6 separate regions of the Mus musculus genome follow, and regions 1, 2, 3, 4 and 6 are each linked to region 5. The links are chromatin loops, found by intact Hi-C in ENCODE. Cell type or tissue: left cerebral cortex. All regions are shown on one strand.

Region 1 (5,000 bases), 160 kb after region 5:
TATTTTCCTGCCACATCCACAGGGGCTTCACCAAGTGTCGTGACCACTTCTACATCGTAGCCATTTGAGTTTCTGATTCTGGTTGACTCCCTGACCCATTCTTCATCATCATCCTACCCTCTGAGTCTCCTGCTGAACTTGGTCCTAATGACTTTAACTTCACGGCTCTGTTCTTCCAGGCTTCATAATGGTTAGCTGCTGCCCTGTGGGTTATCTCAGACTTTCTATTTTATTATTACTCCTTTAAACACATGGCCCATTCCTATATTAGATCACCCACCAATACATCAAGTGTAGATTTTGTTTTCTTTGATAGAAAGATCTCATTTTTAGAGATAAAATTTCTAAGGGCCCACTAACTACTATTGGAACAATGCCAATTTATTAAAACATTCACATTTGTAAACCAGCTGAGCTAATTTGAGAGTAACACACGAAACCCCACTTTTACCTTTTTGGCCTTTTCTAACAGCTTGACAGTCATATTGCCAGTCCCAGGCCCAACTTCCAGCACCACATCGGTAGGTCTTAAAGCAGCCTATAAATAAACACAACTCCTTTATGCTCTGGCCCACTTGAACACAAAGTCTGTAAGTGACTGTTTCTGTTTATCAATGTACAGTTAAAGACATTTTACTCTGGCTTCATTTTTTTCAGGGTTTATGTGGTTAACAGCAGTAGTACCTCAAAGGCATTAGGTATAAGTGAAAACCTGTATTTCCTAACTTAGGGGATATACTCAGCTTCTGGAGCCAGAACAAAAGCAAGAGCAATCGGTTCTACTGGTGGGTTCCTGCTTTCTACATTGGCAATAATTCCAGCAAACTGTAACTAATTGTAACTTCCAAAGAGTTCAAATGGGAAAGAGTGCATTCAAATGGAAAAGATTTCTCAATTCTTAACCACTGTACAGTTTTAAGAATATAGTAACCATACAAAACGTTACCAGTGTGCATATGCTTATGAGTAGAATATTCGGTGAGACTGGAGAACTATACTCTATGGCTCCAGGATGCTCCCTGTACCGTCTGTATTTTACCTCCAGGCCCTCAATCCTCCATAAGCACAGCACAGTAACCCATACAGAAGGAATCCTCCAAACAGTTCATATGCAGTACCATATCTTTTCCTGAGGAACAAACTCAGTGTGATTTGGACGTAAATTTACGGTCTGGAATAAAAAGAGTAACGATGATGTACTTAGAAAGTGATCAAAATGATACACGCTTGCAAAGTGGAGTTCAAGGCTGGCTTTGACACACACCATGTTTGAGGCCACCCTGAATTACATGAGACCCAGTTCCAAAAACAAGATGGAGCCTCCAAAAAGTGGAAATAATCTGGAAATCACTGGGCAATTCTCAACCCATCCAACATATACATACAGAGCAACTATTCTGTCAGGCACCCTATCTTGGTTTATATTTTCTTAGTATGTAGGCTGCGGTCGAGCATATCACCCTGCCTCAGCTTCCCCAAATGCTGGGATAATTATGGGCATGCAACTTAGGCATACAGGCATTAAGTAGTCAGAAAAATACAATCCACAAACGCTCTGCCTTTCATCGTTAACACCCACCTTATCGATGATGCTGTTAACAATTAGAGGATTTTTCAAAATGTGTTGTCCGATCCCTGTGTTGAACATGAGTCCTGAAATAAAACACGAAGCAGCCTTAATTTCCCAACTTTTCAAGAACCGATCTCAGGCCGTCCCAGAGAAGCAGGATGGACCCGGGACGGTTTCTGCTCCAATGCATCCACAAGCGCCGCGCTCCCGGCCGGGGTTGGGATGTATCTTTGAGTCCATCCATCCCTCCTGCTGGCAAGGAAGACCAGGCGCGCGCGGGGAAGGGTCAGCGCTGAGCGCCCACCCTCCTCGGGGCGGCTAGAGGCGCAGGCCACCGTAGGGCTCCCCCGCCGCGGGTCAGTCCCAAGCATCCTCCACACCGCACCTCCAGCTCGCTTCAGCTCCCGGCGCTGCTCCTGACGATCCCGCCGGCGGCTACTCGCTGCGGACTTGGCCTTCGGCATCTTCTCGGAGGAGTCCCTGTGCCAAGCGAAAGCAGCCGGGAACCGCGTGGAAGTCGCCCTCAGTCGCCGTCACGACTAGGCGCCCGAGAGGCCCACTTCCCCGCCCACTGCGATCACCGACCCACCCAGTCAGCGGCAGGCCGGAGCCCAGTGGCTGCTGGGAATTGTAGTCTCTTATGGGCTCCTCCCGCGGCAAGGCGGACTCGAGCCCAGTGGCTGCTGAGATTGTAGTTTCTGTCTGGTGAGCTCCTCCGGAGGCAAGGCTGGCTCCAGCGGGTTAGCCACCGGATTTTAGAGTTTTAGCTGGAGCAACAACTTCCCCAAGAGCCCGATTTCCCAGAGGAAACCGCGCCGCTCAGGCAGGCAGTTAGGATTGGTTGGGTCTCGGCAAATTGGGTGCTTCATTTGGCACTGCCCTGGGACATTCTGATATCTGCGGAAAGATCTCTCGTGTCTCTCCTGTTTCCCTGCAGGTTGTGGGCTGAGAAGCCTAGGCTCGATGGACACGGAGCTTGGTGGTTTAGGGTAACATGTCTCTCCGTTGTGGAAAGCAGTTAGATTAGAATTAGCTCTCGTTCCAACACGGCACTTACTGGTTACTTCTCTATGCTTTTTGTTCATTTTCTCGTCGTTTTGCTGAGTTCCAGCACTGGAATGTCATAGTTAAAATATGCTGCTCTCAATGTTTATTTATTGAAAGATAAAGGCTATAACAATTTCAAAACCCTGTAAATGGGATTGATTACAGGTATGTGTTGGATATTGTAATGGGATTATACGCCGGGCTGTAACATACAGAATAAAAGATTCATGGCTGTTTTTCTTGCCAGTGTAATGTTTCGGTTTTAATTTTTCTGTTTGTGCGCTGAAGAAAGTCTTTGCAATCAACCACCAAAGGCTACTGCTAAGAACCTGTTCCGTAGCCTAGGTTTTTGTTTGTTTGTTTTGGTTTTTGGTTTGTTTTGTTTTTCAAGACCGGGTTTCTCTGTATAGCCCTGGCTGTCCTTGGAACTCACTTTGTAGACCAGGCTGGCCTCGAACTCAGAAATCTGCCTGCCTCTGCCTCCCAAGTGCTGGGATTAAAGGCGTGCGCCACCACCGCCCGGCTTTTTTTTTTTTTTTTTTTTTTCTCGTAGCCTAGGTTTTAGTCCTTCCTTTCTTTGCTGTAATTCGAGCACAGGGAAAGTTCTAAAATATCCTAATATAATCTTTTATTTATAGTCGACTATTATGGGGTTCCCACCAAGGAGCACTTGAACACTGCCTATGAGCCAATGGAAAGCCTTTCTTCCAGCCGCAGGTGACTACAGCTGGGTATTCCGGACCCAAGTTCATTCATCTCTGAGCCTGGAAAGCCCTCAAGGTTCCCATCCCGCAGTTGCAAGCTAACTACAGTTACAAAAGCCAAAATACGCGATTAGCAAAAAAAAAAAAAAAAAAAAAAAAAAAAAAAAAAATTATGGCGTTGTTTTTCTTTCTGGAACTTAAGCTTCCCCTCGCAGTTACTGGCACTCAGCAATTCAAAGTTCCTTCGTGGAATCTGAACATGACATCACCACTGCTTTTACAAATAGCTTATTTTTAAAAGGGGGAGGTGTGCAGTCTCACACACCTAGCAATACCCCAGACTCCTGGTCTACCTCCCAGGGACATGGCGCCAGCCTTCTCTTCCCTATGGCAGCAGCACTGCGCATGCTAGACTTCACACTCGGCCCCAAAGCTGATGTTGAGACCATGCTGAAAGGCCTTCAGTTCATTTTTCAGATGCAAGGTCACTGCACACCTATCAGGACCACAACAATTACAACCTAGGCTAGGTACACGAAAATGGCAGCTTTGGTAATTTGAGAATTTTTCTGCATGGACATTCCTGGACTGTCAGCATTACGACAGTGATGAACAGGACAAACAAGAATCTGACTACTTTTTGAACAAAACAGAAGAAAAAACTAAAAGAAATGAATCAGGACAGTGTAGGGGTTAGTTCTAATGCTCAGGTTCTCCAACTGGCTCTTGATCCATCAATAAAGATACCAGCGCCCGATGACTGAGAATGGGGAGGGACACTTAGAGTTGAGTGGGAGGACGAAGGCAGAATGGAGAGAGCTGGGGAAGAAGAAGGAGGAGCTGTAGGAGATAATGCCAACCAGCCATGTGAGTTTTCCTTTTTGAGTGGCTAATGGACACTCTGTCCGATTATACCTGGAGTGGCAGAAGAGGTTTAGCAGTGCTCAGTCATTGAGTTAGCAAAGGCGTTTTAAGGTTAACTGGTGCGTGTGGGGGTGGGGTTGTTTGTTTGTTTGTTTTGGTTTTGGTTTTTCGAGACAGGGTTTCTCCGTATAGTCCTGGCTGTCCTGGAACTCACTTTGTAGACCAGGCTGGCCTTGAACTCACAAATCTGCCTGCTCTGCCTCCTGAGTGCTGGGATCAAAGGCGTGCACCACCACCGCCCAGCACGTGTGTGTGTGTGTGTGTGTGTGTGTGTGTGTGTGTTTAAATTTGTAGATTCAAGGGAAGCTGGGTGGGGGCTGGTATCGCAGCCAGTTCCAGAGCTTAGGCAGGGTAGCAAAAGCTACACACGACAGGACAGTACTTGGCAGGTGAAGCCTATACAACCCATAGTTCAAGGTGAGCCCTAGACAGGTTTTGAAGTGGTGTACAATGAAGATTTGGTATATCAAAACATTAAAATCTGCACTCGAAGCATTATTTGCTATAGCTTAGGCCTTAGTTGGCCACCTTGCAGCTAGCTCTTCTAACTTAATTAACCCAGTGATTCAAGTCTACATTTGCTACATGACTCTCCCTTTACCCATTACGCAGTCCTGGTATGTACGACCTCCTCCATGTGTTGATGGAGAATTGCTGCCTCTCGATTCTTCCCACAGTTCCTATCTCTGCCCAACATTCCTGTTCTCCTCAGCTACTGGCAGTCAGCTCTTTATTAAACGGATCAGAAGTGATGG
Region 2 (5,000 bases), 170 kb after region 5:
AGATTACAGAGATGGGCCACTGTATCTGACTGATGTTATAAAAAAAGTAAGTGTGTGTGTGTGTGTGACAGAGAGAGGGGGTAAGGGAAGCCAATGTTTCTTTAATTAAATAACAACTTAATAATTATTTTATGTATGTGAGTGTTTTCCTTGAATGTATGTCTGTGCACTAGGAGCTTGCTGGTACCCTCACAGATCAGAAGGCTACATTGGATCCCTTGGAACTGGGGTTATAGATGGTGTGAACTACCATATGGATGCTGGGAATTGAACCCAGAACCTCTCCATGCTCTCTTAATCTCTGAGCTATCGCTACAGCCCCCTCAATGTTTCTTTCCTTCCTTCCTTCCTTCCTTCCTTCCTTCCTTCCTTCCTTTCTTTTTTTCCGAGACAGGATTTCTCTGAATAGCCCTGGCTGTCCTGGAACTCACTCAGTAGACCAGGCTGGCCTTGAACTCATAAATCCGCCTGCCTTTGCCTCCTGAGTGCTGGGATTAAAGGTGTGCGCCACCACGCCCAGCTCTCAATGTTTCTTTAATTTAGCATTTCATCACCAATTTTCTGCTTTCTCTTTGTAGTTCTCAATTGTATGCAAAAAGCACTATGTTTTCAAATACACACTGCGGAAATAGTTTAGTGGTTACAGTGCTTGCCTGGCATGTTCAAGGCCATGTGTTCTACTCTTAGCAACCCACCCTCCCCCACCCCCAAAAAGAAAAAGATTTCAAATATAACCTGAAGACACTCAATGATAAGTTAATTCTAATATTTTCCCTATTCTCTCAAAATTGAGCATGAAAATATAGTAATGAAGTACAGTGGATTGAGGGTTATTCATCTAGCTGTAAATATTTGTTTTGTCAACAATATGCACCTGCATCTTCCATTCAATACTAGTCAAAATTAGTACTTCTGAATACATCCTAATTTGGGGTCCTAGTATTCTAGACACACTTTGTGTATGCTTTTGTTGTTGTTGTTGTGTGTTTTTTTTTTTTTTTTTTTTTTTTTTTTGAGGCAGGGTTTCTCTGTGTAGTCCTGGCTGTCCTGGAACTCACTCTATAGACCAGGCTGGCCTTGAACTCAGAAATTCGCCTGCCTCTGCCTCCCAAGTGCTGGGATTAAAGGCATGTGCCACCATGCCCGGCCTGCGTATGCTCATTTTTTAAAATTAAACATTTCCTAAGATTTACAAAAGACCTATGACTCCAATAAAAGAGTTCTATTTTTCAAAATTTCTCTTTTTAATAACTACTTAATTCTTTCTTCCCACACTAACTATCGCTTGTCTCTCTACCATTGGACACATCCTCTGGGTGGTTGGCAACATTAGCATCAACGGGAATGTGGATACATTTTAGACCAACCATGTAGCTGTGAGTTTGTGCTACACCACTTTGTGCTCCCAGAGGATCACGCACTTCCACCCACTCTCCAGGAACTCTTTGGATTCTGGAATGAAAGCCACACACACATTAGCTTATTTTTGAAATGCCTTTGGTTAACTCAATGACTGGGCACTCCTAAACCTTCCCAACAGAGACTATATGCATGTAACCCTAACACTTGAGAAGTGGCGGCGTCGGAATTTGAAGGTCATCCTCAGCGATGCCAGCCTGGGGTCCTGAGACCCTGATTAAACAGCAGAACTCTAGCGGGGCGTGGTGGCACACACCTTTAATCCCAGCACTCGGGAGGCAGAGGCAGGCGGATTTCTGAGTTCGAGGTCAGCCTGGGCTACAAAGTGAGTTCCAGGACAGCCAGGGCTATACAGAGAAACCCTGTCTCGAAAAAACAAGAACAAAAAACAAAACAAAAACCAGCAGAACTCTAACCCCCACCCCCCAAAAAAAAAAAAAAAAACCAAAACCAACAATGCTCATCCAAATACCTATGGTGGCAGAGTTCATCAATGGGATTCTTTTGATGACCCTCTTCTGCCGTGACAGACTCCTAAACCAAGTAGCTGACAGAATAGTGAAGATGCAATGAATGGTTTTGACTTAGGCTTCGATCAGCGCAGGAGACTATCGATTTTCTCCGGACCTACGGTTTCCATAGTTACAGGGGCCCCTAAGCCGGCGCCTTGCTCCGGGTACCACGCAAGCGCACACAACCCTATTGGCTGCCGCGCGCCTTCGGGTTCGAACTCGAGTTCCTCCCTCCCCTTCCCTCCGCCGTCCTATGGCCTCCCTCCTCGGCCTCTCGGCGCTCTGGGAACCTGTGACGTAATTTTAGCGCGCCCTCGTCGTTTGGAGTGGCGACGCGGAACATGGCGCGTTCCTAGAAGCCGTTTTCGGCATCAGTAGGCGGCAGCGTGTGGACTAGGAGCGTGGGGGACGAGGAAGCAACCAACGCCGCTTCGTGTGGACAAGTGGAAAGGGGCGGGCCGGGCGGTTCCGGACCGAAGCACGCGGTGAGGCCCGGCCGCGAGCCGCGCGGATGGAAGGAAGGAAGGGAGGAGTGGGCTGGGCAGCGAGAGACCCCGCGCCGAGGGCGGAACGCGGGGTCCCGCGGAGCTGTGCGGCGTGGCCGTGGGCCCTCGCGGCTCTGGTGTAGCCCGGGCGAGCACGGGCTCCCGGGCTGTGGGAAGCCTCTGGGTGCTGGGTCCACGGTGCGGCGTGGCAGGGTCTGAGTGACAGGCTGAGCAAAGGCGAGGGTACCTATTGTGTCCCCTGTCGCCGGCCAGGGGGCTGTATTTGTCCTTGGAGGCTTTGGGCTGCACAGCACGAGGGAAACGTGTTCCCCTTCCCAAGACCGGTGTGTGGAGTTAGCTGCACACGCGACCTTGCCGTGGAAGCTGTGCTTTGGAAAGCTTTAAGCATTCCGATCGTTCCTTCACCTTTAAGGAAAAAGTGAAGGGACTTCAACATCAATTCTCCGAGAGGAGATTCATGCTGAGGTATGGCCGCCAGTGCACAGGCTCAGCGACTCCTGCAGCTTTACATTTGGGAATATTTGTGATTCAGCAAAATTATTTCGAGGCCCATAGCATTTGCTCTTTTCCCCTTAATTCTCTTATTGCGTGGTCAACGTGAGAATCTTACAGCAGAGTGATTTTTTTTTTTTTTTTTTTTTTTTTTTTTTGCGTACATAGCAAAGACCGGTAATCTGGCTTCTGGTGCCAAGGTTGTAGTTGGCACACCTCTTCTCCACACGTTACAGGAGCTCTGTTACATGCGATAATGCCTTTAAGATATGCTTGTTGTATAGAAGGAAGCAAGGAAGAGCAGTTGGCAACCATATATTTTAACCTCTCGTGGACTGAGATTTTTCTCTTCCATTTCCACATTATTTCAGAATTTTGTTCTTTGGTTAAGGGCAGAATGACTTCATTATATGAGCTTGATAGCTTTCTTTACATCATTACCTACATGGCTTGATAGCTTTCCCCACATCTTTGTTCCACACAGAGGAAAATTTTGGTAGAATTAGAATTTTTTTTTCCTGCTGGTGGTAGGATTGCAGACTTTTTTCTTCTTCTTTGGGTGTTCTGATGGTGTCTAGCATAAACATTTTAATTTATTTTGTGGACATGTGTAATAGCTATAGGGCAGGAGGGCATTTTTTTTTGCCTTGATTACACTTCTTAAAGCCAAAAGAGAATTCTCAAAGGAATTTGGTTGTAGTAATATGGATGGAGGTTCCAAAGCAGTGTGCAACAGTTATTTGGTAATTAAACAAGTCTTTAGATTTTGTGATATTATGAAATGTATTTACATTCAGCACCAAGCTAGAAGGCAGAATAGTACTTGTAGTATTTGGATATAAGATATACTGAAGATGTTTCTCAAGAATACAGATATCCATTTTTAGGCAAAGGTAATGTTTAATTATTTTTGTTTTTGTTTTTTGTTTTTTTTTGATTTATCTTTTAAAAGCTAAATCTTTGTTTTTTTTGTTTTTTGTTTTTTTTTGGTTTTTCGAGAGGGTTTCTCTGTATAGCCCTGGCTGTCCTGGAACTCACTCTGTAGACCAGGCTGGCCTGGAACTCAGAAATCCGCCTGCCTCTGCCTCCCGAGTGCTGGGATCAAAGGCGTGCGCTGCCACGCCCGGCTTAAAAGATCTTCCTGTGTCCTCTTGTCTGTGCTGTTCCTGAAACAGGCAGAAGAGGGGCTTGGATCTTCTGGTAATGGAATTACAGGTTGTGCCCCACCTGACCTGTGTGCCTGCTGGGAATCAAACTTGGGTCCTTAGGATGTGCAGCCTGTGCCAGGCCATCTCTCCAGTCCTGATTAGTTTGTGTTTGTGTGTGTGTTGCATGGGCATATGTGTATATTTAATCTTTGTTCTGATTTATTATCATCATCATTACTATCTCTGAGATAGACTTTGACTGTGTAGCTTTAGTTTGTGTGGACCAGGCTGGCCTTAACTCAGAGATACCTTAGTGCATACCTCTTTTCCTTAGTGCTGGGTGTGTGTTGCCACATTGGGCTTAATTTAGAATTACTGTTGGTAAGTTAAATTTTTAAAAAAGAGTTATTTATTTTTATTTATATGAGTACACTCTAGCTGTCTTCAGACACACACCAGAAGAGTGCATCGGATCCCATTACGGATGGTTGTGAGCCACCATGTGGTTGCTGGGAATTGAACTCAGGACCCCTGGAAGAGCAGTCAGTGCTCTTAACTGCTGAGCCATCTCTCCAGCCCCAGTTTAAAAATTTTTATCTTTATTTTATTTATGCAGTGTTGGGATTGAACCCAGGGCCTTGTACATGTTTTATCATTAAGATATTTACTATTTGTGCATCTTCAGTTTTGACTTTTGTTTTGGTTTCGTGGTGTTGGAGGTAGAACCCAGGGATTTGCACTTTACAGCTGCATTAGAGTCCCCCAGCCCCCTTCCTTTCTTTGTGCATGTGATGGGTCTAGTCAGCTAGTTTCGGGGTGCTTTACACAGTGGCTGATCACATCTCTTGCAGGTGTGCTTCTGGAGTGCCTTTTGTTTCATTTTCTAAAGATGAGCCTGACTACCAAGTAAGCCTACATTACAA
Region 3 (5,000 bases), 1.0 Mb before region 5:
TTTTATATATGAACCGAATAGGATTGGGGGAGATAATAGGTAGATAGAGTTCTAGTCATTTAAAATTTACACATTCATATAGGAACACACACTAGAAACACACTTTGCCATTCTCAGTGTCATCACAATACCTCCATTGTGTGAGCTTAAGTTAACCGTAGTTACCGCTCTTTCATCGAATGTTGAGTTTTAATATTTTCACAGCCACCAACTAGCTTAAATTCTCATTTCAAATGCAGGGTTATTGCCCCATTCCCCTGTGTATAACGATGAGTTTCCTGTGTGTCTGCCTGTGTATGGGGTAGGTGCTGCAAAGGCAGCTATACAATGAATTGAGGTATCATTTGGCCCTCAATTCTAAAAGTCAAAACAGAACAAAGCACATACACGGATGAAGTAGTTCAAAGAGTCTAGACTAGGCAATTCAGATACTGTTCAATAAATGAGCTAGATTAGCCTGGCAGGAATAAGTATTCCTACCAGAAATAAAAGAACCTAGCCATGGTATAGTGAACTTCCAGTGTGGTCAGACATGGACCTGCCTCTGACCTGCTGAACTGAGTTTCATTACATCATCAGACTTCTGTAGAGATACTTAGCCTTACAATTTCCCTTCAGAACCATTATCTAATTGTTCAAAACCTGCATCCTCCACTGTTGTGTGTATAGTAAAGACATATCGATTTGGAAGGCCTCACCTCAGCCAATTCACGTGTATTATTTAGAGACTAGAAATAATCACGGAGAATATGGGAAAGGAAAACAGCCACAACTGAAAGTATAGTTTCTGGTTTTTTAGTTAATAATTGGAAGGTGGTTCTAGACTCCTCCAGGTTTGAGACTAATGAAAATATTTCAGCTCTTCCAGCAGAGGGCAGCATTGTTCCAAAAATCAAGATTGACTGTCTTTCCTGCTTTGTACTTGAAAGTGATTTGAAGGAATCTCACTTCCCACACACACCCAGGAGGAATCAGAGCATTTATTTATCCAAGCAGCAGCAGCAGCAACAACAACAAAAACACATAATGAAAATAGAAGAAAAACTGGAATACACAATATGGACGGGGACAGCAGTCATACTTTGCTGTCGGTAGTTTTTCCTACAAGATTTTGTTTTTTATTGTTTCCTGAATTCCCTCAGTCATGTACAAAGTCCATGTCCTTAAGTACTAACTGTATTCTGTCACAGGAGGACAGGCCCATTGTTGGCCCTGAACATGTGTCTATCACATTTTCAACAACAAAACGTGAGGATGGCGTGTGTTGACAGTCACCCATGCCAGTCCCTTGCTGTGGCTTTAAATGAACCTAAGCAGCTGTAACAGACTCCTGGTTTCCCTACCCGGGGAGCGTGGGACCTTTGAGCTGCAATGGAAACTAATTGTGGGAGGTTGGCAATCTGGGTTGTGTCTATAGTTAAATGACATCACAAGTGTCTCCAGGAATTCGGCTGCTGGTTGTCTTTGTGTTTGAGGGTTTTGACATTTGCTTTAGCTTAGGACAGTAAGGTCAGTATTGATACTAACGATCATAGTGTAAACACTGTGTGCTAGACTCGCTTCTAAGCATTTGCCCCGAGACGCTGCATTGTGGGAGATTTCAAGAATTAAGAAAAGCAATAGTGTTGCTTCATCAGGACCACTCAGTAACAGAACCCAACCGTGTCATGTGTTTACAGAGCCCATTCTCCCTGGCATTTAAAACCAGGCAGATAACTGTTATCCTCATCTAACTCCAAAGAGCGTCAGTCCAGAAAGTCATGTCTGCTGCTGCCCGAGGCTAAGTGTAAGCTGCTTTACAAGGGACAGACTGCGATGACATTCTTTAGAAGTCACAGTTGAATGAGGACTGGTACTGAGAAATAAATACCTTCAGAGTTATGTGGTAGGCTTCATTATTCAACTGTTAGAATAATTTTTTTCTATTATAAACTTTATTCTAAATCCATTTTTACAAAATGGAGTAGAGAATATATACTGTTAAAAATAGACTGCATAAAGACATTTTAAAATAGCTTGAGTCATTTCAATCAGGCTGTCTCTACTTTAATCTTGCATTCCAGCTGGCTAATGGCTCCATCTTGTGGTCCAAATGAGAAACTGCACCCTCTGCCTAAGATGCTGGTTAAGTTTTTCCATTTTAGCTGAATATGTCACATAAAATGATTTATATTGTCTTATTTATTAGAACATAACTCTCACTTAGCATATATTAGTTGTGTCTGCATCTCTCTAGGGCTTTTCTCTGAAAACCATTTCCCCCTTTTTAGTGTGTCTTCTGTCTTCCCTTCATCAATGTTGGTTCCACTTTAAAGCCCCTTAAGGTCCAGAAGCCATTTTATAGTGCACTGCCTATGAGTAAATAAAACTCTTAGATAAGTGAAGTTAAGCTGGCCTGGACTATGCACAGTGTTTAGTAACTCTTAAAGAGTGTATGTATGAAGAGTCTTACGATGGCCGTGTGAGGAAGGAGACATTTGATGAACAGGGAGGTGTGAGACTAATTACAACTGCATGGTGACTTCTGACGTAAGAATGAGTTAAGTACTTGTCTCCCCATCAGCTTCATTGAGTGGCTTTTGCAAAATTTGTATGTAGCTATGGTTGTTCTAGTGATGTCTTGACATATGTGCATATTGTGAGTGAGTATATCAGTGTAATTATAGCACCTCACATCTTTCTAAAAACGATGTTTCAGAGATTCTACTTTATAATTTAATGTAATTTTTTTACATTTTATTTTTTCTCTGACAGTTTTATATATGAGAATTTTGTTTACATTTTCTGCCCCTCCTTTTTCTCCCTCCCTTTCCTCCATCGCCCCACCACTTTCTCATATTCATGACCTCTTAGTCTTTCATCATGATAACATATATCTAAGTGTGTATATGAGATATGATGTATGTGTGTATATAACCTGAGCTTATTTAACATCTTTCATATGTATATGTATTTAGGGCTTACTATTTGGAATTGTATAGAAAATTTGTTCTCTGAGAACTGCATATACATTTATATAATGCAATATGATATAACGCAATATGATATAATGCAATATGATATAATGCAATATGATAAGCACCCCTATTTCCATACTTCCTCTCCCTCGGGTTCTGAAATTGTATTTTTAATTAGCATATGAAGTAATGGTTACTGTGGCACTGATATGCATTGTTTCTGCTGGTGCTTCTCCTGCACTCCCCTCCTGTCCCCTTGTGTCTCTTCGCCCCTTGCTGCCCCCCTCAGGGCCCACCCTGTGCCCCTGCTTGCTGCCTCCCCCTCAGGGCCCACCCTGTGCCCCTGCTTGCTGCCTCCCCCTCAGGGCCCACCCTGTGCCCCCTGCTTGCTGCCTCCCCCTCAGTGCCCACCCTGTGCCCCCTGCACTTGTTGTTCCCTCTCAGTGCCCACCACGTGTTTTCATGTCCTACTTTCCCATCTTTTAAGACTGTTTTCCTGTCTCACGGTGCTCTCTGTAGTCGTATGTTCTGTACCCACACTTACATACATGAAAGTTAAAATCTAGGATCCTCATATGAAGGAAAACACATGGAATTTGTCTTCTGAGTCGAGGTTGCTGGGCTTAACACAGTAACCTCCAGTTCCATCCATTTTCCTGCAGATTTCATGGTTTCATGTAGCTGCTTTACAGTTGGGTAAAATTCCATTGAACAAATAGAGCACATGATCTTCATTCATTCATGTGTGTCTTCAGTCCCTCATTGATGACTACCTAGGCTGGTTCATTTCCTACCTATTGTGAATTTGGAGCAATAAACACTCATGTGCAAGTGTCTCTCTGGTATGACATACAGTCTTTGGGGACATGCCCAGAAGCGCCACCCCCTTTGTATGTTGAATAATACTGTTTTTGTTTTTTTTTTTAAGATTTATTTACTTATTTATTTATTATATGTAAGTACACTGTAGCTGTCTTCAGACACTCCAGAAGAGGGCGTCAGATCTCATTACGGGTGGTTGTGAGCCACCATGTGGTTGCTGGGATTTGAACTACGGACTTTCGGAAGAGCAGTCGGGTGCTCTTACCCACTGAGCCATCTCACCAGCCCCAATACTGTTTTTTTTTTAAAGATTTATTTCTTTGATGTATGAGTGGTTTACCTGCATATAAGTCTACACACCACACCTGTGCATGCCTGAGGAGGCCACAAGATGATGTCGGATTCTCTAGAACTGGAGTTCAACACAGTCGCGGGCTGCCATGTGGGTGTTGAGAATTGAACACGGGTCCTCTGGAAGAACAGCTGGTGCTCTTAACTCCTAAACCATCTGTCCACCATGGTATTGTGTGTTTGTTTTAACTTAGATATTTTGACAAAGTTATAATAACACAACATGATATCCTTAAGTCACATTTGTCTCTTTTACTGAAAGTAAGAAGTGTTATTTTTCTTTCTTTCTTTCTTTCTTTCTTTCTTTCTTTCTTTTTTTCTTTTTTTCTTTTTTTTTTTGCAAAATTTGAGGGTATTGCCATTCTTTCTAAATATTTGTAATAATCTTTACTATATTATTGTTTGAGCTATTTTTCATATTCCTATCTTGCTGCACTATCTTGGTCATATAAAGTAGAAATCAGCAGTTTTCTTGTGATTCTATAGTACTTCTGTAGACTTCATAAAGCTACCTTCTGCAAGATTTGCCCTTTCATTTTACACTCATCTTTTGACACATTTTAACCCCTAGAAAATTGTGGCAACGGCCTTGAGGAATATTCTTGAGGAATGAGTTGAGGAGTTGTAATAGTAAATAGCTGCGTCGAGGACTGATCTTATAGGTGACACAGTCTTATTTTGGACAAACTGTTAATGATACACTGAGCAATTCCTGGATATAAATACAGCTGCAGTTTGCCACTGCCTCTGTGCCAAGAACTTTTAAAAATATAGTCAGCCTATGTATTTCATGCATGTCCTCAATTGATTATAAATAGTTACTATGCAGCTGGATTGTTATTCCTTTGGATAACTGCTAGATAGTAACAG
Region 4 (5,000 bases), 790 kb before region 5:
TGGGTTTTTCCAGAGGAAGTGGCCTTTAAAGCAAGTCCTTGAAGGAAGGGGAGGAATTTAACAAATTCCAAGAGGAAAGAGAGAGAGAGAGATTTCAGGCCTCAGGAATGTATTGAGCAAATGTGTGGGGCAGGCATGTCCTGTTGGGACATAACAGCATTCCTGTTGAGGAACTGGGGGGAAAAATTCAGTTGCATTTTCAAAGACAAGGCTGGAAAGTTGGGTTTGGTCGAGACAGATCATAGTCACTCTGGTCTCTTCCCAGTAGGCAGCATAAGAGCCATTTCAAGGGACTTGCGGGGGGGGGGGGGGGGGGAGAGGATAGGCTACACAGACACGCCAGTCAGCAACAAGGCCCTGCACAGCAAAAAGAAACACCTGTGAGCAGTGAGAGGGGCTGGGATAGTCAACACCGAAAGTGAATGGGGGCGGGGGGGGGGGGGGGCTGCATCAAAGAAGTTATCAAAGGGGGACTGCTGCAGCATGGGGGACCCTGATAGGTCACCCTGGGAGACAAGAAATGCAGCGGAAAGGGAGTACTTTAAGTTTGAAATAGGCACTCTGATGGTGAGCGCTGTGATCTGGACACTGAGAAGAGATGAGCCAAGGTTTTTGGGTTTGACTTTCCACGGGGTGTCATCAAAAGTCGATCATAATAGGCTGTAGGATGAGGGCACATTAAAGTTTGGAGGAAGAGAAACAACAAACAAATGAGGCAGAGAGGAAGAGACAGAAACAGAGTCCAGAACAGAAGAGACAACAGGATGCCAGAGAAACCCAAGAATGGGGGGAACCACTCAAAAGAAGAGTGGGCAGTGTTTGAGACCCCAGGGAGATCAAGTAGGGTTAGATCATCTTCAGTGGCCTTGGGCTTTCTTTGAATTAGAAAATGAAGCTGGATTGCCCCAGGGCTAGGGGGTATAGTTCAGCCCAAGAGCATTGACGCTGGAGGGCCTATGTTCCATTCCCAGAAAAAACTTAACAAAAAATGACTGGATCCCTCCAGGGAAGGTCCATGTCTTAGATCCAGCCTCTTTTAGTTCATTGCGATATCAAATTCTTTAAATGTTAGCCCCCTCTAAAGGTATGTATTTTCCGGTAACGGAAATTAATCCCTCCCACCAACACCGCATCTGACCCTGAATGAGTCATTAATTCTGTCCGAGGACATCAGTTCTGTCCTTTTTAACTTTCTAATTCAGAGACCCGTGTACACGGGTGGAAATGTTCAGCGACCTGTACTGCACACGCTTTTGTCGTGACTTTTTGAGGACAGACTAGGGCTCACCCTTCTTTCTGCTCCGATACTCTAAGTTTTAAAGTCTCTTAAAATTATTTCTTAAAGAGATATAGATATTAAACAACCGGAGGAAAGGGACTTCCTCTTCCGCTTGCCCATAAAGCTCTTCCAGTTTTCTGTCCGGCTTTTTCCTAGGCACCGAGGAGGTGCCTAGAAAAATACTGGATGAATATACAAAAACATGTCACCAAAATTTTCCTAACAAGCAGCTATGGAAAGTCTGCCAGCGTCCTGTCTCCAGGGACTTCTAGCCTGGGGCTCCCGATGCCCGACATGGATCACGTCCAATGTCTCGGGCGGCCTTCGCTTTGAGTGGGCAATTTTCTTTACAACGCCGACGCGCGTAGTTGCTTTAAATTCAGACCAGGTAGGCAGTGGGGAGTAGCCAATATGCGAAAGTGTCAGAGGAGCTAGGGCTTATCTCCAACAATAGGACAGTATCTCTAACACTGTTTACAGTAAAAACAGAAGGTGGAGCAAGAAGTCAGAGTGTCTAACGTGGTCATTAAGCCTGCGGCTTGGCTGAGATCTAACCAAGCTCTGCAGAGTGCGAAGAACAATGTCCGCAGGGTTCCCGGTTCAGACGGGGACTCGTTTCTCCGCCTCCGCTGGCGCCCGGGCACCGTCTCCCAGCGCTGCTCGCTCTCCTGCTGCCCTGCAGCGGGGAGGACCCGCCGGTCGGGCGCCGCCAATGCTGCAGGGAGCGCAGCGCGCGTCCGGAGCGCCAAGGACTCCAGGTCTCAGCCCCGCCGCAGATTCCAGAGCGCCCGCGGCTGTTGTCCGCCACCGGGCGGCCGTGAGCGACAACCGTCTCGCGTTGGAGAGTTTGCGCGATCCTCTCTGCCCGTGTGTGCGCTCTAAGTGAGCGGCCCGACCCCCTGGGTCTGCAGCAGGTCGCGGCAGAGGGCGACTGGGGCTCTGGGGTGAAGCCGGGCGGGCCGGCTTCTTGGCCCGAAGGACTGAAAGAGTGCGAGGGCGGGGCGGGGCAGGGCGGCGCGGCCGGCTCGGGACGCGCGTCCAGCGGCTGCGGGGCAGCATCCGAGCGCTGCGCGTGTCCGGGCGCTCGATCGACTCGGCTCCCTGGCGTGTCACCGGGCCGGAGCGAACCCGGGGCTCAGGGCTGGGTGCGCTGCAGTTACGCGGGGCAGCCGCGCCCCTTCCCCACCTGGGTCGGCGAAAAGTGAAGTGGAAAACAGTGGCTGAGCTCAGCCCTCCTCCCTTTCCCCCCTGCGCCGCAGCCACGGCCGAGGGTGGGGGAAGTTCGCTTCGCCGGGTTGGAAGGAAAGCAGGCGGCCTGGGCCGCGCCTCCCCCGCCTTCCTCTCGGCCGCGTCCCCGGGGCTTCACGCAGCATTTCTTTGTTTTGAAAGCGCCTCCTCCGCCCAGAGGCTTTTCCCCGCGGGGCCGGCTGACTGGGGGGTGGGGCATCGAGCAGTCGGCCCGCCCTCCATTTAGTCCGGAACCCTCCCCCCTCCCCGCCCCGCGGCGACCCACGAGGAGCGTCCACGCTCGGCGGACATCAAAAGGAGGCAGGGCGCTGGAGGGCTAAGTTGAGTAGACAGGGGGCGCAGAGACCCACCCACCCTTCCCCTTGGCAGACGGCCCGACCCCTCCCGCGGAAACCCCGCCTGAGCCCCGCCTCCCGCGTCACAGCAGCCTGACATTCTCACAGCCCACCGGGCACCCAACCCGGGTGCCCCCGCCACCCCCGTGTCCACGGAGCGCTCTATTTATGTTTCAGCCCAGTGATTTGCATAGGCCCCGCCCCCTCCCCTAGGTTCTCCCTATCGGCGCTCCTCCTCGGCGATGTCGTCACGGCCTAGGCCACACCTCCCGTGCCCCTACAAGGAGCGGCGGGCCCTAGATGGCAGCGTGGCGTCGCCACGGCGTGTGCGTGTCGCGCTTCCTTGTGCCGTTTATAGGGTCCCGGCACTTCCGCTGTCGGGTTAGAAGCGGCGCGGTCATGGCGGAGCGCGGACAGCAGCCTCCTCCCGCGAAACGGCTCTGCTGCCGGCCGGGCGGCGGCGGCGGCGGCGGCGGCGGTGGTGGGGGCAGCAGCGGCGGCGGCGCGGGTGGCGGCTACAGCTCTGCCTGTCGGCCCGGCCCGCGGGCGGGCGGTGCGGCGGCGGCGGCGGCGTGCGGGGGCGGCGCGGCACTGGGGCTGCTGCCGCCGGGCAAGACCCAAAGCCCCGAGTCTCTGCTGGACATCGCAGCGCGCAGGGTGGCGGAGAAGTGGCCGTTCCAGCGCGTGGAGGAGCGCTTCGAGCGCATCCCGGAGCCGGTGCAGCGCCGCATCGTCTACTGGTCCTTTCCCCGCAGTGAGCGGGAGATCTGCATGTACTCGTCCTTCAACACCGGCGGCGGCTCCGCGGGCGGCCCCGGCGACGACAGCGGCGGCGGCGGCGGGCGGCAGCACGGGCGCGGCGCGGCGGCGCGGCGGCTCCTCATCCTCGCCGGCCGCCACCTCAGCCGCCGCCGCCGCCGTCGCCGCGGGCACCGGGACCCCGTCGGTGGGGGCGGCCAGCGCTGCGGACGGCGGCGACGAGACGCGGCTGCCCTTCCGCCGGGGTATCGCGCTGCTGGAGAGTGGCTGCGTAGACAACGTCCTGCAAGTCGGTGAGTCACGGGGCTGCCGCGGGCCGTCGGTCCTTCGGTCTGTCCTCCTGTCCCTCGGGGGTGGGGGAGGGCAGGGTCTCCCCTCCGATCCCCTGGGCCGCCTCGGGTCGGGCGCGCGCGGTGCAGCAGCGGGCGACTCGGACGGTCCCCGGAGCGGAGCGCCCATTTCCTCCCGCTGGTCCCCGCCCCCGTCTCCCCGGACGGGCTAGCGCGAGTGGGAAATGAATCAGCAAGGACGCGCCCCTCGGTGGCGGGGTGGTGGGTGTCGGCGTCCCGGTCGTCTGTCCGGCAGGCTGAGTGCGGGTGTGCGGGGCGGGCGTGGACAAAGGCGCGGGTGGCCGCGGGGCTCGGGCTGGGGCGTGCGGCGCGGGGGAGGGGGCGCGGGCCGCAGACAATGCCGACCGGGGCGCTCGCTCTGCACTGCCCGGCTCGCGTCCTTTCTTCTGGCGCTGCTCCGCGCCCCGCGGTCCGAGGTGGGGTGGTGGCGATCCCTTCAACCCCGCTCGGCCACCGCTCCGCTCGGGGCTCCGACGGCCGGCCGGCTAGCCGGCCGGCCCCTCGTACTCAGGCTGCTTTAAGGTGTCTGCAACGAGCTCCGCGGCGTCCGCGTCCGGGTCCCCGAGCCACCCCGGCCGGCAGTGACGGCCGGCCGGGCCGCTGAGGGGCGCCGCTCTCGCTTCTCCGTCCCGTGAGGCACCCCGCCGCCCGACTTCTGCCTGAGCCCGGGGTTCGGGCGCGGTGCTGAGGGAGCGGGCAGCACCGCCGACGCTGTGACCCGCGGCCGGCGTCCGCACCGAGGGGCCCCGCGGCCCCTGCGCCCCTGCGCTGCTGCGCGCCCCGCACCTCCCGGCAGTTTGTTCTCCTTTCGGGTTTATTTGTGCCCCTTTCAATTTTCTGTCACCCTCCGAAAAGGGGAAAGCAAACAAAAGAGCCTCTTTATTTCTTTTCAGGGCTTGTAAAGTAGAAGATATTTGACAAAGGCGAGAGAAGGGCTTGTGATTTAAAGCTGCACAGCCCTTCTTTCTCTGACAGACCAGGAGAGTTTTCTCAAATCCCTCTGCCTTCCGCGGGGCTTTTCTTTTTCTT
Region 5 (5,000 bases):
TACCTGCATTCACACAGTACACATACAGAGAAGCAGGCACACGCATACACATGAGATAAAATAACCGTTGCTTTTAATATTTTACTAGCACAGATGAGTGTCATGTCTATCGCTTATTGACTGAATGGAGAGCTCACATAGAGTGATCTACTGTTCCTGTAAGAATGTCCTACAATGTTTGCACATGTCTGTGCAGAGAGAGAGAGAGAGAGAGAGAGAGAGAGAGAGAGAGAGAGAGAGAGAGCTGTCTGCTCTTCCTGCTTTGAATCCCAGCATCCATGTTGGTTAACAACCATCTGTATCTCCAGCCCCAGAAGACCTGGCACTTTCTGTTGGCCCATAAAAGCACTTCATGCATATAGTACCCTGACATACATGTACACAACACACCCATACAAAAGAAAAAAAGAAAAAAAAGGAAAAATTGTCCAGCCACGGAGTTTTCAGAAAGTGTCCCCTCATTAATAAGCACACAAATGTGTGTGGATGTATTCTGGGACGGATCTGGGCTACACAAGGAAGTTGGGGCAAGAGTTTAACACCACAGTTCTCCAATTGTCCCTACATTCCCTTTAGGACTGGGAGAAGTGAATCCAGCTGGTTTAGTGTCCGTAGCAGGAGGGAAACCTTGTATTTTGTTACTAAATTATATGCAGATTTTAGTTAGCACTTCCATAAGATCAAGGTTTATTTTCGTGTAGAAATGGCATTTTAATTATCATCAAAGGGAGAATCAAGTATTCCTTTGAGAGGGACTTCACAGTAGAATCATAGGGTTGCTAGGTGCTTATGAAAGTGAGTACACAGAAAATGACTTAAATGAGCCAACACCAAAAAAAGCAGGCTAATATGGAATCATACAGGCAAAAACATTGAAGGATTATAAAACTCTAAACTCTCAGGGCAGGAGAGATGGCTCAGTGGTTAAGATCACTCCCTGCATCAAAGACCTCCACATAAAACCAGAGACACTGAAAGTGGGGAAAAGCCTCAAAGATATGGGCACAGGGGAAAAATTCCTAAACAGAACAGCAATGGCTTGTGCTGTAAGATCAAGAATTGACACATGGGACCTTATAAAACTGCACAGCTTCTGTAAGGCAAACGACACTGTCAATAGGATAAAAAGGCCACCAACAGATTGGGAAAAGATCTTTACCAATCCTAAATCTGATAGGGGACTAATATCCAATATATACAAAGAGCTCAAGAAGCTGGACTCAGAAATTCAAATAACCCTATTAAAAATGGGGGTTGTGGATGTGCTATTAAGGATCAGCCCTTAGTGAGGCTTTCTTGGGTTAAGGTTCAGGGTCAGGCTCAAAGGTTCTCAAATGAGGTAGGTGGCTATTGTTACTCCCATCAGTCGGGAATAAGACCACCACCACAGTTTAAAACCAAATCGTAAACAATCACACTTTGCAAGGGCTTAAAAAGACAAACCTGCAAGGCTATTGCAATTCCCGTTAAAGGTGAGCATAAACCCAGACGTATTTCCTGCCTATGAATACTCCCGCACCTACATTCAATCAGGGGTGAGAATACATCCTGAGGTATTTTCTGCCCACGAACCTCCGGCCTACCTGTGATCAACCACATCTGGTGCAGGCGAGTGAAACTTGTTTAGAGAAATGAAAACATCAGTAACCTCCGGTGTCTAATTTTCGTTCTCACACTGTGAGGGGGAGCAGCGATGAGGACGCACAGGGTCCATCTGGGCAGGTATGCGCCTGCTCTTGTAGCGCCACACCCATAGGGAAGCAGCTTTGAATGTGAGGGCCACACCCACAGTCTACACTCTTTAGCCTCTGCCTTCCTCCCTACCAATTCAGCTGCTCCCTCCACTTATTTTGTTTCATTTTGCTTTTAATGTTTCCCAACACTGATTCCCCACTATTCTATGTAGCTGAGGATGACTTTAAACTTCTGTCTCTGTCTCCCAAATGCAGGGATGCCATCCATGCTCGGGCACACCAGCTTGCTTGCTTGCTTGCTTGCTTGCTTGCTTGCTTGCTTGCTTGCTACTTTGATTCTGGACTTTTCTGAGTTTCTCTTGTTGGCTGCTGTCTCTGACACATCTGGCTGTCATCCATGAGTGGTCTAACCTCCTGGGCAGATACCCATTATTAGATCTATTTTAAATATGATTGCCTTAGGCCAAGTGACAAATTCCTAATCAGTCGCTCACAGTCAGTTATCGGGATCAGGTGACAGAAGGCCTGCCACTGGGCTCCAGAGGTAAAATCTGCGCATGTCCACTACCGCATCAGTCACAACAGAGTGCAAGTTTTTCTTCACAGTCTAGTTCCCTGCAGGACACTAACCCTAAGACCGGTAATGGCATCTTCCTCTTCACACCTCCAGCACAAAGCTGGTGCCGGGTAGGCTCTCAGTATAGCTCTGTCAAAGTTAATTGAGCCGACAGTAAAAGCAGACAGCCAAATTTGAATCGCAGGGATGATATTTCTCTGCTGCTCAATGAGTGCAAATTACTTGACCTTTCTGAACTTTCTCCTCCTATGTAGGAAGGTCTTTATTGCACGCCACAGAAATCCACTGTTACAGATTTCTTCTCAGATAACAAAAGATAAATGCACTTAATTTACAATATAAAAACCTTCATGATAAATATTAAATAAGACATCGGCATACATGTCGCCTCTCTGGCTGTACCTCTGCCATGTGTTGTAACTATGTGCAAATATGTGTTCCTTCCCATCAGAGGGTCCCAAAGAACGGGATCTGGGCTTCCCTAACTTCTGTATCCTTGTCTCCTCCTACGCTAAAGCTCTGCACAAATTAATAGTGTGAAAGGTCAGCAGATTCAGGTACCGCTTGTACTTAAAATCTTCACATTAGGGTTTTTTGTTGTTGTGTTTTACAAATCAAACACTGGTCGCATGAAGCATCATGCATACATTAAATTCAAATCTATCTATCTTCGACAATTCAGAATGCTGAACAGTTTCTCAGAGCAAATGAAATCGAGGCTCATGGGGATCCAGTCTTTCAGTGTGTGTCTCCATCTACTGTATTTACAGGAGAGTTGCTCCCTCTCAGAGTGACTTTCCTCAGCTTCTCTCTGCGGACAGTCAAGCCGCAGCCCTGGGATACGAGTGCATGTCCTCAGCAGCCACTAGGGGGCAGGCTAGCGTCTCTTGCAGAGTACTTACCCCCAAGGGCAAGTGAGTCTAGAGGAAACAGTAAATACACCAGTTGTGACCGCGTTGTTTCCAAATGGAAAAATACACGCGGGCATGTCCAGATTCTCATTTCGTATTCCTTTCGCTGGATATGTGATCCTTCGGCTCAGCTTACCTCTTGTTTTCTATTTCCTCCTTCCAAGTCTTTCTCCTACGGGTTGCAACAAATGAGCCTTTTTTCCCTTTGAGAGGCTTAACCCACAAAAACAAATCAGGAGGTGACACAAACACTGCATAATTTAGTTAGTGAAGGTTTGATGGCTGAGGTTTCATTTGGGTTTCTCTTAGAATAAAGCCTGATTTTTCTCAAGTTTTTCATGTATTAAACAGCTAGTCAAGATGAAGGGGAGACAGAGATTCAAAGAAACAAAATAAAAACAAACAAACAATGAGCGGGAAAGGGATGGGAGGTCTGTTATAGAGGGAGATCAGAGAATAAACAACTGCTGAAAGATAGCTTCAGAAAAGAAGTTGACCTGAGGGTCCTATTGGTCCATGCCAAGATATCAGCACCAGACAGACAGCTGTCTGCTGCTGGCTGGAACTTCCGCAATTGTGACAGCTGCTTCCTCATCTGGAATGAAAGTGATTTGGACTAGATAATCTTCTAACTCAAAAGTGGGTCTGTGCCAAACGAGGGAAAGCATGGGGTGGGTGTATAAGAAAAACTCTGGGAGACTCTGAGAACAAACAAACCGAGTGCAAAGCCAGAATTATCTACCAGAACACCTGCTTGCAGACACAGTATGTCCTCCCAGATAGAGCTCCGCCCCTACCTTGCCCCTGACCTTCCATCTACTACTGCAAGCCCAGGGGAGGTGGAAGGCCTCTGAGCCCCAGGAACTACGGAACAACGGGACTGGTGTAAGAGAACTGGTGTGGGCTGAGACTCTGAAGGAGACATTTTCAACCCTAAATGACAAACTACTAGCATTCTAACAAGAACTTGCTCTATCCTGGCTAGGGGAATATACACCCCTGGGGACTGGGTCGATCTTCTGTCCTGGGTGGTTTGAGCTGAGCTGCAGGTGTCCCTGTGAACATTATATGACATTTAGGAAAAGCCAGTATCTTTTGATCTTGCCTGCACTGTTGCAATTATACTAATTTCATAGCACCCTAATAGTCAACCAGGCTGTGGTTTCAAAGCTAATACTGTTCTCTAACATCATGATAACCGATTAATTACTATTTACCAAGCTCACATTTTCATGTTAATATTTCTGAGAGCTGTCTCCACATAATCACCATAATTACTGGTGATAGAGCTTCCACCCCTTAAAGTTAGATTACTTATAGCCAGTGTCCTTATAGGTGTAAAATATTACTTTACACATAAAATATACATGTATGTGAAAAAGTCAACATAAACTGCTACAAATTTGCTTCATCTGCAATTTCAAATATGCACCACTAGGGGGATGATGCTATTTAAATGGTCACTCTAGGGCTCAGTTCTAAAATGCAGATTCCTAGGCCTTGCGGACTTAAGAATTTTCTGAGTAGGAGGTTGTAAAATATCTGCCTTTTAAATAAATCTCCGGAGTGAATTTGAGGCATGCTGTCAGATATCAGTAATTAAACTCTTTCTAGCTCGTGTAACTGCCCTGCTCTCTCTCTCTACAGAAAAATTACCATCAAAATGAAATCCACATTTCTCGCAGCGGGCCTCAAGTCCCTATGAGATTAAAACTTAATCAGCTCTCCTAGGACCTCCGATGCTCTTCTCTCGCTGTTCTTTAGAGAAACCTTGGGGCTTTAGAGCGAAGTCGTTCCTCACCTCTAGCCCCCCATCCT
Region 6 (5,000 bases), 80 kb after region 5:
GTATAACCAATCAGATGTGAGACATGCAAATGAGGTATGATAATGAGGTTCTGTAAGGTACTGAGAGAGTAACCAATCAGATGTGAGACATGCAAATGAGGTATGATAATGAGGCTCTGTGAGGTACAGAGAGAGAGAGTAGCCAATCAGATAAGGAACATGCAAATGAGGCGTAGTGCATAACCAATCCGGGTGTGAGACACGCCTCTCCTAGGCCTATAAAAGCAGCACCAGTTCTGGGCTCGGGGTCTCTTCGCCTCTACAATCAAGCTCTCCCAATAAACTTGTGCAGAAGGATCCTGTTGCAGCGTCGTTCTTCCTGGCCAGTCGAGCGCGCGCAAGACCCAGCGATTAAGAGCATTAATCACTGGCTGCTCTTCTAGAGGTCCTGAGTTCAATTCCAGCAACCATGTGGTGACTCACAATCTCCTATAATGGGATCTACTATCCTCTTCTAGTGTGTCTGAAGACAGCTACAGTGTACTCATATAAATATTAACAAATAAATCTTTGAAAAAAAAGAAAAGTTCCTATGTATACATAGTTATAGATCAAACATGTCTATTTACAAAGTGATACTTACCACTTTGCAAGAATCCCTAGGCAGAAGAGTCATCTAGGCTGGAGTGGGTGGAGCAGGTTTTACAAAGACAGTAGGCTTTCAGGGCTAGCAGTTTAGCTCACTTGGTAGAACACTTGCTTGTTGGTGTTGTAGTTGCCTCTCTTTCTGGGATAAAGCACCATGACCAAGACAACCGACAAAACAAAAGTGTTTCACTGTGCTTATGGTTTCCTAGGTTTGAAGTCCATGATGGTGGAACAAAGGCATGCTGGCCTCAACACCTGAGCGCTCACCTCTTGATGCACAAGTAAGAGGTCTAGAAAGCTAACTCTAAATGGTGTCTTTTGAAACCTCAGCGCCTGATCCTAGTGAAACCCTTTCTCTAATAAGGGCACATTTCCTAATCCTTCCCAAACAGTTCCAACAATGGGGACAAAGTATTCAAGCACATGAACCATTCTCATCCACAATGCTCTCATCACGTACAAAGTCCTGGATTCTATCCCCAGTACCACATAAACTAGAAGTGATGGCTCACACCAGTAAGGCATTCAAGATTATCCTCACTACATAGCATGGTTAAGGCCAGCTTAGGTCAAATGACACCCTATCTAAAAAAAAAAAAAAAAAAAAGTAAATAACAAGTGAAAAATGTAGGGAGGTGAGAGGAAGATTTAAATAATCAGGGGGAAGGAGAAGAGATCATATTATCCTAGATCATGGGGGAAGATGAAGAAACCAAGATGCAGGAATGGGCAGGCAGGGAGTAACTGAGGAGAGTAGTAAGTCATTCTACAAAGAATTTACGACAAAGCTGGTGGAGGTTACACTTCAGTTTACACGCTTGTCTACCTGGCCCCCTCTGCTTGGCACTCTCCATGTTGCTGTAGTCAGCTCAGCCACATGACTGCAGAAGAGGCTCATTATTCAACGTTCTTCAAGTCTCTGCTCTGATTTTGAGTCATAGCTGCTGGAGTTAGAGACTAGGGCAAGTAAGCCTTGAGCTCTACTGAAGCAATAGGATAGCAGGACAGGCCCGCTGGTAGCCCAGGAGGGCTTCGCTTTGAATTGCAATGAGCTGGGAAGTAAAGGGCAAGGGGAGGTCTTCGTTCCTACTCAGGGTGGACGACACCCTTTCGACCCTCCATAATTGATGGGAAGCCTGAACCAGGCATGCCCCGGCCTTAATAAGGTTCCTCAAGGACCGGCTGCCCCGGAGTGGCATGCGATCTGACAGCCACAGAAATGCACTGAGCCAGTTCTTTAATCGGTCAGTGCCCCTCAGTCCCGCGCCCCGAAAGCCTCGATCCCACTCGGCCCTCAACCCGTTCCTGCGGCAGCGTGCACGCGGAGCGGGAGCTCTGGAAGGACGTCGCGAGTCGTTTCCCGCGCCTCGTAGGCCGCCGCGTGCGGAATCAAACCCGGCGCGGGTTCGTACCCGGCCGGGCCGCGCGCGCTCCCGTTCCCGTTCCCGTTCCCGCGGACGGCTCAGCCCCGCCCGCCGCCAGGCCGCAGCCGAGCTGGGCGGGGCCGCCTGCAGCCCGAGCGCGCGGGCGCACGGCAGGAAGCCGCGGGCCGCCGGGTGTGCGCAGGCGCGCGGCGCCCCGCCTCTCCAGCGTCCGTAGGGGCGGGCGGCGCGAGCCCTCCCACTCTTCCCCCGCGCCGCCTCACGGCTGCGGCCCTCGCTTCACCCGGACGCCCGGCGTGCGCGCCCGCCCGCCCGCCCGCCCGTCCGCCCGCCCGTCCGCCCGTCCGCCCGCAGGCCCGGGGCTTCAGCCCGCTCGTCCGCCGCCGCTCTCGCCGCGGCCCCGCTCGCGTCCACGCTGCCTCCCGGACCGGCGCGGACGCGGGCCACCGCTGCCCCTCCCGCCGCCACCCCGCCCCCTCCCCGCCTGTTTCGCCCGCCTGCCGCCGCTCCGGATGAGGTGATGGCAACGGCCAACTTCGGCAAGATCCAGATCGGGATTTACGTGGAGATCAAGCGCAGCGATGGTGAGCCGCGCCTCTGGCCGCGTCGGGCCGGCTGCCCCTTTGATTGCTCTACGGGTTGTGGGGGCGGGAAGGCGGCGGCCCGGCGCTTTTGTGTGCGGCGTTGTGCGGGTGAGGCGGGCGTGGGGTCCGCCCGGGCGCCGCTGCAGTGCGGGGCCCCGGCCGCAGGGCGGGAGCCGCTCCCGGGTTCGCGGTCCTCTCCCCCCAGGGGACTCCGTTAGGGTTGCCCGTGCCTCGCGCTGCCTCTACTCTGCCTTTTACCGGTCTCTGCCTCGGTGGCGTGGAAAGGGTGGTAGCGTGAAGATCGGGGATGTCGGCACCGAGAGACCCGACTGGCAGCCAGAGGCCATTGGGGAGCCATCCGGTTGTTGTTAAGTGCTATCCGGTTGTCAGGCCTCTTTGCCTGTTCTCCCCCAAGCATGCTGCTTTCTTCTGCTGATCCAAGTGCAGAGAAGGCTGCACTCGGCCATGAAAAGGGGTGGGGGAGTAACGGGAAAGAAATACTCGGTACGCTTCACCAAGGTGATGCTACTGAAAGGGAAGGAGAGGATGGAGAGAGGATGGACGCAGTCCACGGGAGACACTCCTGAGAGGGTGGGCGACCGGATGTTGATATTTTCACACCCTGGGGAGGTAACTGAGAGAAGTGTAAGGCGAGGGGAAGAGACATGTTTAATTCATTTAAAAAAAAAGACCCATAGGCTGCTTATGGATGTTGCTGTAGGTTCCTCGTAGGGGGGAAATATTTTTATCACTTCTAAGTGTAAAGTGAAAATCATCCATATTGTAAATGAAATAACTGAGTAGAAGGGGATGAATGAAATGCTAGTGTTAGGAATTGATTCTTGACTGCATCTCACTTGTACCCAATTCCTTTTACTTAATTGTGGCCTATTCACCATCCTTTACCGCAATTAATAAGGGCATGGCCAAAACACCCATTTCTTGGTTTCTACCAAATTTGATCAAGTCACATCAGTATACATGAGTAGATTGGTTTTCCTGTTATTTATGATGTGTTGGAAGTGGTTAGTGATTTTTTTTTTCTCTCCCTCTTTGCAGCTGAAGTAATTTGGTAACTGGAAGGATTATTTTGTGTATTATATATTTTTGAGAAAATACATTATAACTTGTAGAGCTTTAGAAGTTACCAAACGGAAAAGGGATACTTTCTTTACTTGGATTGGAGTTTGCTTTATCAATTCTCTGAAGATGACTTTCTTGCAATCATTATGCTGTCTAATGCCATTTTATTTTTTGGTGAATGTAGGTTGGCAGTATGTTAACAAATATAGGACTTACATGTTAATTCAAAACTTGAAGTATAATAAACTGTATATTCTTTACAGTCTTAAAGATCTTAACTAAAATCATTACAAAATAGCTCTATAGTCAAGTGATTTTATCTGAGATGCCATTTTTTTAATTATGCATTGAAGTAATTTTGGTTCTTTGGTGATTCTAGGATATAGGTTTATAATATTCTTTCAGTCTTTAATTTCAGCCTATAGCAGAAATTGTGATACACAAAAGCTTTGTATTTTCAAAAGTATTTTCCTCAGGAAGTAAGTGTGTACATTGTGTATTGTCCTAACTGATAGTGTAAATGCTTATACATCATGTAAATACTTACATAATGCCAGGGAGCCAAAGTAGGTAACTTTGTAAAAACAACATTTAGAATTTCTTAGTTTGGGAGACCTTATGATCTCGGGCTGGCCTTGAACTTGCTTTATAGCTGAGGACCCTGAACAGCTCCTGCTTCCTGCCAATTTGTGAGGTTTCCAGGATCAAGCATTCACTGATTGAACTACATCCTCAGCCCTGAAAATCGGGTGACTTTCAAAGGAAATCACTGGGATTAAAAGTGTTCAGTTCCGTCTCCATGAGACTCTTCCACGTGCTCCTTCTTTTCACTTTCAAGAGGCTGCTTTTGTTTTCCTTCCTTCTATAACAGATCTGTGATAGAGAAAATACTAGTGGTTATTGTAAAAAGTAAAATTAAATAAATAAACCTAGTTGTTGAATAAACACTGATATCCTGAAAACTCAGATCATAGGAGTAAATAAAGAAGGGCCACTTCAGCCTGCTGCTAACCAGGTAATAGATACTGCGCTGCATGTATGATCTTTGTCCCTGATTTCTCTATCAGTGACAGCCATATATTAAGAGATTCCAAAGGCCAAATCATGAACCAAAATGGGCCTATTTGTATCTTTGAGGATCTTCAAAAAATTCTAACCCCAGTAAGTCCTCACTGATGATTAAAAGCAGCTTACCAGTGGGTTTCTGCATTCCTAAGTCCTGCTGTCTCATCCATGAGACAGCATATTTCCTTAAGCATTGATACTCAGAACTGGACTGCTTTATGTTTTCAAACGATATGACTAAAGTAGACATTCACTGGAGAGCAGTGGTCCTCAGCCTGTGGGGGTTACAGATCAGATA

The links. Peaks named below come from ENCODE experiments on the same cell type or tissue, not always from the same donor. Only the 100,000 strongest peaks of a DNase experiment are listed, where the experiment ranks them.
Region 1: a loop joins it to region 5, with 4 times the contacts of the local background. A loop is called at or near these places in 25 of 42 quality-filtered maps.
Region 2: it touches region 5 in a loop (5-fold over the local background); 24 of 42 quality-filtered maps call a loop at or near these places.
Region 3: it touches region 5 in a loop (8-fold over the local background); 19 of 42 quality-filtered maps call a loop at or near these places.
Region 4: a loop joins it to region 5, with 3 times the contacts of the local background. A loop is called at or near these places in 4 of 42 quality-filtered maps.
Region 6: a loop joins it to region 5, with 4 times the contacts of the local background. A loop is called at or near these places in 15 of 42 quality-filtered maps.

The regions. Positions count from the first base shown.
Region 1 is chr13:106,944,239-106,949,238 of GRCm38, reverse strand. Dimt1 (DIM1 dimethyladenosine transferase 1-like (S. cerevisiae)) reads right to left here and starts at 2,110. Exons shown (of 12, transcript NM_025447.4): 1 at 1,956-2,110; 2 at 1,580-1,653; 3 at 452-538. The coding sequence starts at 2,034. In left cerebral cortex, no CTCF peak of the experiment used is centred here; a DNase peak (open chromatin) is centred at 2,173; H3K4me3 peaks cover 2,527 bases; H3K27ac peaks cover 1,373 bases.
Region 2 is chr13:106,934,176-106,939,175 of GRCm38, reverse strand. It overlaps Ipo11 (importin 11), which reads left to right and starts at 2,218. Exons shown (of 30, transcript NM_029665.4): 1 at 2,218-2,416. In left cerebral cortex, no CTCF peak of the experiment used is centred here; DNase peaks (open chromatin) are centred at 2,203 and 2,730; H3K4me3 peaks cover 1,684 bases; H3K27ac peaks cover 721 bases.
Region 3 is chr13:108,149,054-108,154,053 of GRCm38, reverse strand. The region is part of intron 1 of Ndufaf2 (NADH:ubiquinone oxidoreductase complex assembly factor 2); the gene reads left to right. Among named protein-coding and RNA genes, the nearest start is that of Ndufaf2, 7.1 kb to the left of the region's middle. In left cerebral cortex, CTCF peaks have their summits at 868 (motif pointing right) and 2,081 (motif pointing left); DNase peaks (open chromatin) are centred at 897 and 2,085; H3K27ac peaks cover 213 bases.
Region 4 is chr13:107,888,311-107,893,310 of GRCm38, reverse strand. Zswim6 (zinc finger SWIM-type containing 6) reads left to right here and starts at 3,247. Exons shown (of 18, transcript NM_145456.3): 1 at 3,247-3,707; 2 at 3,709-3,717; 3 at 3,720-3,725; 4 at 3,728-3,730; 5 at 3,733-3,914. The coding sequence starts at 3,262. In left cerebral cortex, CTCF peaks have their summits at 2,093, 2,819 and 4,080; DNase peaks (open chromatin) are centred at 2,691, 3,117, 4,067, 4,598 and 2 more places; H3K4me3 peaks cover 3,917 bases; H3K27ac peaks cover 3,278 bases.
Region 5 is chr13:107,099,926-107,104,925 of GRCm38, reverse strand. The region is part of intron 4 of Gm31452 (a long non-coding RNA gene); the gene reads right to left. Among named protein-coding and RNA genes, the nearest start is that of Gm41051, 19 kb to the left of the region's middle. In left cerebral cortex, CTCF peaks have their summits at 3,117 (motif pointing right) and 4,609; a DNase peak (open chromatin) is centred at 3,131; H3K4me3 peaks cover 262 bases.
Region 6 is chr13:107,019,566-107,024,565 of GRCm38, reverse strand. Kif2a (kinesin family member 2A) reads left to right here and starts at 2,211. Exons shown (of 21, transcript NM_001374727.1): 1 at 2,211-2,554. The coding sequence starts at 2,491. It overlaps 3830408C21Rik (RIKEN cDNA 3830408C21 gene), which reads right to left and starts at 1,996. Exons shown (of 4, transcript NR_015471.1): 1 at 584-1,996. In left cerebral cortex, a CTCF peak has its summit at 2,734; DNase peaks (open chromatin) are centred at 1,528, 2,103, 2,645 and 2,969; H3K4me3 peaks cover 2,454 bases; H3K27ac peaks cover 1,650 bases.